2 separate regions of the Homo sapiens genome follow, and region 2 is linked to region 1. The links are chromatin loops, found by intact Hi-C in ENCODE. Cell type or tissue: heart right ventricle. All regions are shown on one strand. Each heading gives the region's core, and the rest is flanking DNA. Links, peaks and the distances in the headings are about the cores only.

Region 1 (5,376 bases), core at 110-5,109:
GAGCCCAAAAAGAAGCAGTCACTACTGCATTGGAGGTTTGAGGCCAGCTTCTGAAAGGAAGAGATTCCCAATGGATAAGGCAACTGAGTTAGGACAGAGCACATGGGAACACATGCACAGAGGCATGGAGAGGAGCCTGTTGACTCATTTGGTGAACAAACTTGGCAGTATGCTTAGTAAGTGGGACTCTTGTTAAAGAGCCAGGCCACTGGGGCCTTGTGTGTCAGGCTCAGGGCATCGACCTATATACACAGGGCCATGGGGAAGAGCACTGTCGAGTTTTGAACAGGGAAATGATATGATTAGATTTGTATCCTGAGCAATCTTTCCATATCAAGGCAAGACTGGGCACAGGGGAATCAGGTAAGAGGGGCTGTCACAGCGGGCCAGTAGAGAGATGCCAGCTTGAGCCTCGGGAGGAAGGGCAGAGAGGAGGGAACCTATTTAAGAACATACGCTTCTGAGCACTTGTGCTGGTAGGGTTGCTGAATCATCGCAGATGCACCTGTTGCCTAGATACTACCCAGCTGCTCTCCAAAAAGGCTGCACCAATTTACGTAGGAAATGTTCTTTAGAGCACCCCAGCTATTTTTCATTCTTTCTCAGTCTTCCCATAATGCTATTGCATATTAACTGCCCTGTGAAGGAGAATCATATTCTCTGATGTGGATAAAGAAAATCAAAAGCTTCATGTTAAACTTGTGATTCCCCGTGTACTATGCATGGCTCCCCCCTGCTTTCTCTTCTACTATGCCCAGGCTCCTCAGTACATTGAAAGGTGTATCTTTCTTTATTGTTAGTCATCCCAGACTATAAATCTAGGTATACAAGAAACATTGCCTCTCTTTATTGTTTTTCTATATCAATCTAATTTCAATTCTGCACTCCGTCTTGGCAGAGTCTGGGAAATTCACCCTGAGTCATCCTCACATTTCCTGCTTCCCTGATGTCAAGAAGAGGTCTTGGGACCTTTCACGGTATCAGACATCTAGGGGCAGAGGGGTAGAGGGTCTTGTTGTCTGTAAGTTTCTGCTAAGCCATTCATTCTACCCTGTTCATTGCTGCTTCTGTGGCTGAGGAAATCTGCCAGGCAGCTGGAAGGCCTGCAGTTTCCGGTGCATCTCCCTGCACACACCAAGGGACCACTCCTCTTTGGGGAATTACCAGCTCCTCAGAGTGTTACTAGGAAGCAGGGCCCGGGGACCCACAGCTCTCTCTCTCCTCCCTCTTCTCCTTCTACCCAGGCTGTATACCTCTCCTGAGGCAATAAAGCACATAGCTGGCTTCATTTTGATAAGGTGTGGGGAGAAAGAGGGAAACACAAGGAGGGAAGATACAGGCTTCAGCCTATGGCACCTAAAGGGATAAACTGATTGTCTACTAAAAATACAAAAAAATTAGCCGGATGTGGTGGCACGTGCCTGTAGTCCCAGTTACTTGGGAGGCTGAGGCAGGAGAATCGCTTGAAGCCAGGGAGGCAGAGGTTGCAGTGAGCCCAAATTGCACCACTGCACTCCAGCTTGGGTGACAGAGCGAGACTCTGTCTTGGAAAAAATAATAATAATAAAATAAAATAAAAAGCCAACATCCAATCTAATGTTAAAATACTTAGGCCGGGCACAGAGGCTCATGCATGTAGTCCCAGCACTTTGGGAGGCCAAGGTGGGAGGATCGAGACCAGCCTGGGCAACATAGTGAAACCCGGTCTCCACAAAAAGAAAAAACCAAGCTTAAAATACTTAAGTGGGGGGTGTAGCCCAACATCATGTTTTCACAGGAAATCTCCCAGGGGACATTGCCACTTTTCCTCCTAGGATAACGACCCTTTTCTTCCTAGGCCTCTGTGGTAGGCAGAATAATTCCCCAACTACCAAAGATATCTACATCCACATCCTAACCCAGAACCTGTGTGTGTGTGAGATTACATGTCGAAGGGGAATGAAGATTGCAGATAAAATTAAGGTTGCCAATCAGCACACTTGTGACAGGGATATTCTCTTGGATTATCCAGGTAGGCCCAGTGTAATCTCAGCATCCCTATAAGTAGAAGAGGGAGGCAGAATGAACGAACCAGACAGATGGCAGTGTGAGAAGGACTTGGCCTGACGTTACCAGGTTTTAAGATGGGGGAAGGGGCCATGGGCCAAGGCATCCAGAAGTTGGAAAACGCAAGGAAATAGACTCTTCCCTAGAGCCTCTAGAAGAAACACCAAGCCTGCCAACACTTTGATTTTAGTCCAGTGAGACGCATCTCAGGCTTTTTTTTTTTTTTTTTTTGAGTCAGATTTTCACTCTTGTCACCCAGGCTAGAGTGCAATGGCAGGATCTTGGCTCACTGCAACCTCCGCGTCCTGGGTTCAAGCAATTCTCCTGCCTCAGCCTCCCCAGTAACTGGGACTACAGGTGCATGCCACCACGCCTGGCTAATTTTTTATTTTTATTTTTAGTAGAGACTAAAAATATTATTTGTTTCACCATGTTGGCCAGGCTGGTCTCGAACTTCTGACCTCAGGTGATCCGCCCGCCTCAGCCTCCCAAAGTGCTGGGATTACAGGCTTGAGCCACTGCACCCAGCCCGCATCTCAGACTTCTGACTTCTAGAACTATAAGGTAATAAATTTGTATTGTTTGAAGCCACTAAATTTGTCATAATTTTTTATAGCAGCAGTAGGAAATAAATACAAGCTACAAAAGGAAATCATGGTTTTTAATTTCTTCTTATGATTTTCAGTGTAACTGTTTCCATTCTGGGGCTTGAAGGTAGCCCTGAGCATGGCTGGTATCCTGTTTTCTCCCACACCTTAGGGTGGTGGAGGATGGGGTTAGGACACATGGTCTGCCTCTGGCCCTGGCCTCGTGGGCTTGTAGAAATCCATGTCTCCCCTTTCCCTCTAAGCCATGTAAAAGCCAAGTCTTGACTAGAGATGAGTGTTGACAGCTGCTGGATCTACAAATAGGTCCTCCTTCCAGGCCTGTGGCGGGATTGCACGTCCCAGGGAATCTCTTTAGAGTTAGGTGTGGACATGTGGCTTGCCTTTGCCAATGAAGCTTTAAGACACAGTGTACAATTCATCTCGTTCTCATCCCACTGCTGCAGTGAGCATGAAAGAATGTGCCAAGATGGGGCCACTGTCAGCGCCTGGGTCCCTGGATGACTACAGTAAGCCAAGCCTTCGCTAACCTGTGTTGTACATTTAATGTGAATAAAAAATAAAGTTCTGTTTGATTAACGCTCTGAGGTTTGGTACTTTTTGTTTCACAGCATAGCCTAGTCTGGCTTGGCCTGACAAATCTGGGTCTTTTTTTTTTTAAGAACCAGGGTCTCAGTCTGTCACCCAGGCTAGAGTACAGCGGCACAATCATGGCTCGCTATAGTTTCGAACTCCTGGGCTCAAGTGATTCTCCTGCCTCAGCCTCCCAAGTAGCTGAGACTACAAGCACACACCACCACACCTGGCTAATTTAAATTTTTTTTTCTTATAAAGATGGGCTCCCACTGTGTTGCCCTGGCTGGTCTCAAATTCCTGGGCTCAAGTGATCCTCCCGTCTCAGCCTCCCGAGTACCTGGGACTACAGGCGTGTGCCACCACACCGGGCTCTGGGTCTTACCAGATTCTCTGTCTCCTAGTCAGCCTCTTCACTCATGTGGCCACGAGAGGCAGGGCCTGAGCTTTCCTCATTTCAGACACAAACATGTGCAACGCAGACTCTGGCCCCAGCCTCACAATAAAAAGTGAGAAAAAAAAATCTGCCTTGTTTCTCTCCCCAGGGAGCTGGGAGGCTGAGGGAGCTAGGCCCTGCACAGGACCCACTAGAGAAAGAAAGGAGCATTCCTTTATGGAAGTGCCAACCTCAAAAGGGTGGAAGTAAATCCTTCATGAGGCCTCATACCAGTTAGCTTGAACCTCACATGTACATTTAATACTTTGGCACCAAAAGCACTGGCCCATCCTAAAGGTCAACTTCTCTTGCAGAGAGCCAGAGGAGAGATACTGCAGTCCCTCGCCTCCAGCCTCAGCAGTCATGACAGGGTTATCCCAATCCCCCTGGGGCAGAAGGGAGTAGACACTGACCACTGGGCCTAAACCAGGGGCTTCCCTTTTAAAAAAACAAAAACAGAAACTAACAAACAACAACAATGAAAAACATCTCTTTCCTCCAGGCAACTCCTGGCAGCTCTTGCTAGTCCTCTACGTCTCCGCCGCCCCTGGTCCTGTAGTCTCCATGTAGGGGCCAAGGCTGTGGAACATCAGCGGCTCCAGGGACCCTTTTTCTCTTGTGCTTTTCACTGCCCCTCATGCTTGCTGAGACTTTCTCCCCAGCACAGCCAGTGCTCCTGGACCTTTCACATTCATTATTATCTCACCGAGAAGGTCAAGAGGGTTAATCATTGATGTCAACGTTATGAAACTTGTTACTACTCTTAAAGATGATATTAAACAGCTGTTTTGAAATTCTCATTGCCTCAGCACTATGGTCTAGTGGCTTTCCACTCTTGATGTGCATTACAATTACCTGGAGAGCTCTTGAAAACCACCCAGAGCCAGACACTCTCCCTGGCCTAATTAAACGAGAAGCACGGGGTCCTCATTGCTCTCTATCAGGCATAATTACCTCTCCATGTCTTTGTGCGCTGTGGGTCCTAGTCCCTGACACACAAAAAGAATCAGCAGCAGCACTTGGTCAATATCCAGCCTCATCTCTCCCATCTTGAGGAGGGTCTGACAAGTGTAGCATTCTTTGAAATTTCCGAGAAATTGTTTCTTCCTGTACTCCCTTCCCATCTCCACCCCATTCTTTCTAAAAGCCTGTTTTCCTCAAATCAACATTCCTCAGAATATATTCTGTAGAGAGACCAGGGGAGCTGGGAAAAACACAGTAGTTAGTGACTGTGGTTGGCTGATAATGGCTCCCAAAGATAAGTCTGGTCCTAACCCCTGAAACCTGTGAATGCTGCTTTATTTAGGGAAAAGGGTCTTTACAGATGTAATGAAGTTAAATACTTGGCCATGAGGAGACTATCCTGGATTATCTGGATGGGACTTAAATGCCCTCACACACAAGTGTGTCCTTATAAAAGAGAGACAAAGAGCAGACACCCGGAAGAAGGAGAGCCCCCATGAAGATGAAGGTAGAACCTGGAGTGATGATCTCACAAACCCAGGAATGCCAGCCAGCAGCTGCCAGATGCTACAAGAGGTGAAGAATGGATTCTCCCCTAGAGCTTCTGGAGGGAGCATGGCCCTGCTGACACCTTGATTTTGGACTTCCAGCCTTCAGAACTTTGAGATAATAAATTTCTGTTATTTTAAGCCACCCAGTTTGGGGTGATTTGTTACGGCAGCCTCAGGAAGCTATTACAGTGACCAAATGAGT
Region 2 (5,376 bases), core at 295-5,294, 52 kb after region 1:
TCTCCAACCAGAAGCCTAAGATCTGCTTTTTGGACCTGTAGCTTCAGAAACTCAGGTTTATCAATTCTTCATTAAATGCTAAAGGCATGACTCCTGTCAACCAAATTCACAAGGGGCTAATAATAACACATAACCCATTTACCTCTCAGGACAACTGAGACTAACGATCCACCCTGGGCACTCCCTATTTGAGGGCAAGTGACTGAGGGTCATGGAGCTGCAATTTGACCTTTTGCTTTGTTTTTTTTTTTCTTTTTTTGAGACAGGGCTTTGCTCCCGTCGCCCAGGTGGAAGTGCAATGGCGCGATCTCAACTCACTGCAACCTCCACCTGCTGGGCTCAAGCAATTCTCCCGCCTTAACCCCCCAAGTAGCTGAGACTACAGGTGTGTGCCATTGTGCCTGGCTAATTTTTGTATTTTTTTTTGTAGAGACAGGGTTTCACCATGTTGGCCAGGCTGGTCTCAAACTCCTGGACTCAAGCCATCCGCCCACCTCAGCCTCCCAAAGTGCCGGGATTACAGGTGTGAGCCACTGGGCTCGGCCACCTTTTGCATTTTTGATCACACACATGATTCAGGAGACTGAATCAGTAATAAAAAACCTCCCAACAAAGAAAAGCCCAGGATCATATTGATTCACTGGTGAATTCTACCAAAAATTTAACGAAGAATTAACACTAATCATTTTTTTTCTTTTTTTATTTTGATATGGAGTCTCACTCTGTCACCCAGGCTGGAGTGCAGTGGTGCGATCTCGGCTCACTGCAAGCTCTGCCTCCCAGGTTCACGCCATTCTCCCGCCTCAGCCTCCCGAGTAGCTGGGACTACAGGTGCCTGCCACCACGCCCAGCTAAATTTGTTTTTGTATTTTTACTAGAGATGGAGTTTCACTGTGTTAGCCAGGATGGTCTCGATCTCCTGACCTCGTGATCCGCCCGCCTCGGCCTCCCAAAGTGCTGGGATTACAGGCGTGAGCCACCGCTCCTGACTATTAATTTAATTTTTAAATTAAATGCTATGAGGCCGGGTGCGGCAGTCACGCCTGTAATCCCAGCACTTTGGGAGGCTAAAGCAGGCAAATCGCTTGAGCCCAGGAGTTCGAGACTAGCCTGGGCAACTTGGCGGCGAAACCACATCTCTACAATAAAATACAAAAATTAGCTGGGCATGGTGGTGCATCTGTAGTCCCAGCTACTCTGAAGGCTGAGGTGGGAGGATCACTTGAGACCAGAAGGCAGAGGTTGCAGTGAGTCATGATCATGCCACTGCACTCCAGCCTGGGTGACAGAGTAATACCGTCTCAAACAAACAACAAAAAAAATTAAATACTACAAAAAGCAACTTTGGGCATTTAATTGGCTTCATAAACTGGATTTTCCTATGCTTGGTTGCCAAAAATCAAATTACTCAATCAACAGTATGTCCAGCTGCACACAGTGGCTCACACCTGTAATCCCAGCACTTTGGGAGGCCGAGGCGGGTGGATCACTTGAGGCCAGGAGTTTGAGACCAGCCTGGCCAACGTGGTGAAACCCCATCTCTACTAAAAATACAAAAAAAAAATTAGCCGGGCGTGGTGGCACATGCCTATAATCCCAGCATTTTGGGAGGCCAAGGCGGATGGATCACTTGAGGCCAGGAGTTCAAGACCAGCCTGGCCAACATGGTGAAATCCCATCTCTACTAAAAATACAAAAAAAAAAAAAAGTTAGGCGGGTGTGGTGGCATGCGCCTGTAATCCCAGCTACTCAGGAGGCTCAGGCACGAAAATTGCTTGAACCCAGGAGGCAGAGGCTGCAGTGAGCCAAGATTGCGCCACTGCACTCCAGCCTTGACAATAGAGCAAGGCTCTGTCTCAAAAAAAAAAAAAAAAAAAAAAAGAATATAATAGTATGTCCAATTTTATAGCTCTTGGTACATCTGCTTAATCATTTCCAAAGGGTTGTGTCAGTTTATGATGTCAGCAGCATTACTATGATTAAATATTTAAAATTTGCTAATAGGTAAATGATTTTTAAATTAGCATTCCTTTTTATTACTTATTAAGACGTATATTTTCCAATGTTGGCGTCATTCTTTTGCTGATCCCCTCCACACCCCCCGCTTTTTTAAACAAAAAATAGAGATGAGGTCTTGCTATGTTGCCCAGGCTGGTCTCAAACTCGTAAGTTCCAGCATTCCTCCCGCCTCAACCTCCCAAAGTGCTAGGATTACAGGCGTGAGCCACCCCACCCCCTACCCACATTTTTAATGACTATGGCAAAATAATGTTTACCAGGTCATTTTTTTTCTAACTGATAAAGAACTCTGAAAACAGCAGTGAGTGACACTCTGTCCTTGCTCTTCCCGGAGACAATGTATCTTATTTATCCTTCTAGAAAGTTAAGCGTAAGCACACATCAGAACAAGTACACACACCATTTTCTTTTTTTATTTTTATTTTTACAAATAATATTATGCTATATGCATTGTTCTGCAGCTTGCATTTTTCACTTTATATTTCTTAGTAGTCTTTTCATTATCAGTACACATAGCTCTCACCACATTTTTGCAATGAACCCTAATTTATTCAAGTAGACTCTTAGGACATTTCAGCTCTTTTCAAATTTGTGCTATTACAAACAGTGCTGCAATGAATGTTCTTGTACATATTTCTCTATGTACTGGTAATTAAATCATATATCCTTCTTCCACAAAAGTGAACAAAGACCAAAATACCCTGTAAATGTCTATATATGATTACATGAACATGGAGAAAAGTATGGAAGGCTAGCTACATAAATATTTAGCATGGGTTACAGGGAGAAAGGCCATGGGAGAAGGGGAAAAGAAAGTCAAGAAAAAATAAGACTGAATTACAATTACTGAATTACATGTATGATATAATCACATTTATGCACTCATGTATATGGGAGTACAAGTATAAAGAAATTAAATGAGTTTAAAAGAAAAAGTCTCAGTAGTGGAACTGCTACTTCAAAGGACATAGGCATTTAAAATGTGATACTGCCAGACTGCCCTCCAAAAAGGTTGTACCAAATATATACTCCCACAAAGAATGTAGGAGATTTTCTGTTTTCCTATCAATTGGCAACACTGGGTATCATCAAACTTTTTGCAAATATATAAAAAATGGTATCTCATTTTAAAATTTATCATTTCTTTACTTTTCCAAGTGGGAGAAAAAAAAAATAAATGAATAAGATTTATCATTCCTTTAATGAGAAGTAATATAATTAAAACTTATCACTTATTTAATGAGAAGCAATATAATTAAAAGCTGATTTTTTTTTTTTTTTTTTGGAGAGAGGGTCTCGGGTTGCAGAGGCTGGAGTGCAGTGGCGCAATCTCGGCTCACTGCTGCCTCGACTTCCCGGGCTCAGGTGATTCTCCCACCTGAACCTCCCGAGTAGCTGGGACTATAGGTGCAGCCGCCGTGCCCAGCTAATTTTTTTATTTTTTGTAGAGGCGGAATTTCATCATCTTGCTCAGGCTGGTCTCAGGACTCAAGCGATCCGCCCACCTCTGCCTCCCAAAGTGTGCCCGGCCAAAGCTGAAAATTTTAATGTCTGAGGTCCGTTTGTATTTTTTTTTTTCCCAGAGAGCTACCTTCTAATATTCTTTGTCATGTTCCATGCGTTTGTTCACCTTTTTCTAAATTACTGATTTATAAAAAGCTTTTTGTTAAGGAAAATAGCCCTTTATATTTGTAACACAAATATTTTTCCAGTTTATTTACCATATTTATGTTTTGTTTGATATCAAACTTAGACCTTTCTACTCCAAAAACTATTGGAAACAAAATCCATCTATTGTTTTCTAACATTTTAATGGTTTCATTTTTTATTTTAAAATATTTGATCCATGTGTAATCTATTTTGGCATAAGCAATAAGGCAAAAACCCAAGTCTCATTTTTTTCCAAATGGTTAGCCAGTTATCCTCAAATGGTTTGTTGACTAATCCATATTTTTCCCCATTGATTTGAAATGCTGAAATGTCGTTTTTCTTGTTTAGTAAATTTTCTTATGTACTTAGGTCTATTTCCAGACTTTCTGTTGGTTTGTACCTTCCCCCATATCATACCCTTGCATGCATATCTGTGAGGGAGGAAAATAGGGTAGTGTTCCAGAAGAGAAAAAACTTAGAGACAGGCAGCTATCTTAAAAATAGCTCCTGATCACATCACTGCACTCCAACCCGGGCGACAGAGCAGACCCTGTCTCTCACACGCACAAAAAAAATACCTCATGTTGGAAGTTCTCTGAACCTTTATTGGTTCAGGGCGCATCTCCATAAAAAAATTTAAAACAAAAACACCTTGTGTTATCATGGAGAAGAAAAATACTTGTGTACCTCTAGAGGCAGCACTATCGATACTGGCGTGGAACAACAGGTTTTAATTGCATCAGAATGAAGAACTTTCTAGAAACCACATATATTCAACGATGCACTGTTGCCTCAAATGTCGTCATTTCCTGGCCACTAACAAAGAAATTATATAGCGGATTCAAGAATTTCATAGGAGGCTGGACTCCTAGTTTGTAAAATCCTTCTTTACAATTCTCATTTTATAACAAACCAAGTTATACGCTCTACAGATACTAAAGGAAATAAACATACTTCTCGAGAAAGCTGTTTTGCCAATACGGTAACACTAAACTAAAAGAAAACAGAACTTTCTAAATCTCACCAATCCTCGTCCTCCTCCGGCTCTTGCAAGCGGGGCAGCTCTTTTTTGCACCCATCCATGTCTGTAGTGAAAGACAAAGATACACTTTCTTAAGAAAGCCAGAACTCGGCCGGGCGCAGTGGCTCACGCCTATAATCCCAGCACTTTGGGAGGCCGAGGCGGGCAGATCACAATGTCATGAGATCGAGACCATCCTGGCTAACACGGTGAAACCCTATCTCTATTAAAAATACAAAAAATTAGCCAGGCGTGGTGGCGGGCGCCTGTAGTCCCAGCTACTCGAGAGGCTGAGGCAGGAAAATGGCGTGAACCCGGGAGGCAGAGCTTGCAGTGAGCCGAGATTGTGCCACTGCACTCCAGCCTGGGCCACAGAGCTAGACTCCATCTCAAAAAAGAAAAAGAAAAAGAAAATAAAATAAAAAGAAAAAAAAAAGAAAGCCAGAACTCAAAAGCAGAGACATCTCTACATTTACATTCTGCATTTATCTTTGGGTATCTTCCCCACCTTAAAGCCGAAACTTTGCTCTGCAAAATGAAAAGGATTTAAATTTGTTTTGTTGCAAACTTTTCCCACTCAGGCCTCTACCACCCCAATCTCTTCCCACCCTGCACCCGCCCCCACTTCCCACTCCCTCCACTCCCACCTCAACTTGCCAGTCTTCCACGTATCAGGGCTCGACCGC

Evidence for each region. Hi-C counts contacts between places; a loop is a spot of excess contacts. Peaks named below come from ENCODE experiments on the same cell type or tissue, not always from the same donor. Only the 100,000 strongest peaks of a DNase experiment are listed, where the experiment ranks them.
Region 2: a loop joins it to region 1, with 2.9 times the contacts of the local background. A loop is called at or near these places in 2 of 110 quality-filtered maps.

The regions. Positions count from the first base shown.
Region 1 is chrX:71,632,200-71,637,575 of GRCh38, reverse strand. No RefSeq gene overlaps it. Among named protein-coding and RNA genes, the nearest start is that of CXCR3, 16 kb to the right of the region's middle. In heart right ventricle, for the core only: no CTCF peak of the experiment used is centred there; a DNase peak (open chromatin) is centred at 3,035.
Region 2 is chrX:71,580,198-71,585,573 of GRCh38, reverse strand. GCNA (germ cell nuclear acidic peptidase) reads right to left here. Exons shown (of 13, transcript NM_052957.5): 2 at 4,694-4,754. The coding sequence starts at 4,752. Among named protein-coding and RNA genes, the nearest start is that of GCNA, 4.4 kb to the right of the region's middle. In heart right ventricle, for the core only: no CTCF peak of the experiment used is centred there; no DNase peak of the experiment used is centred there; H3K27ac peaks cover 835 bases.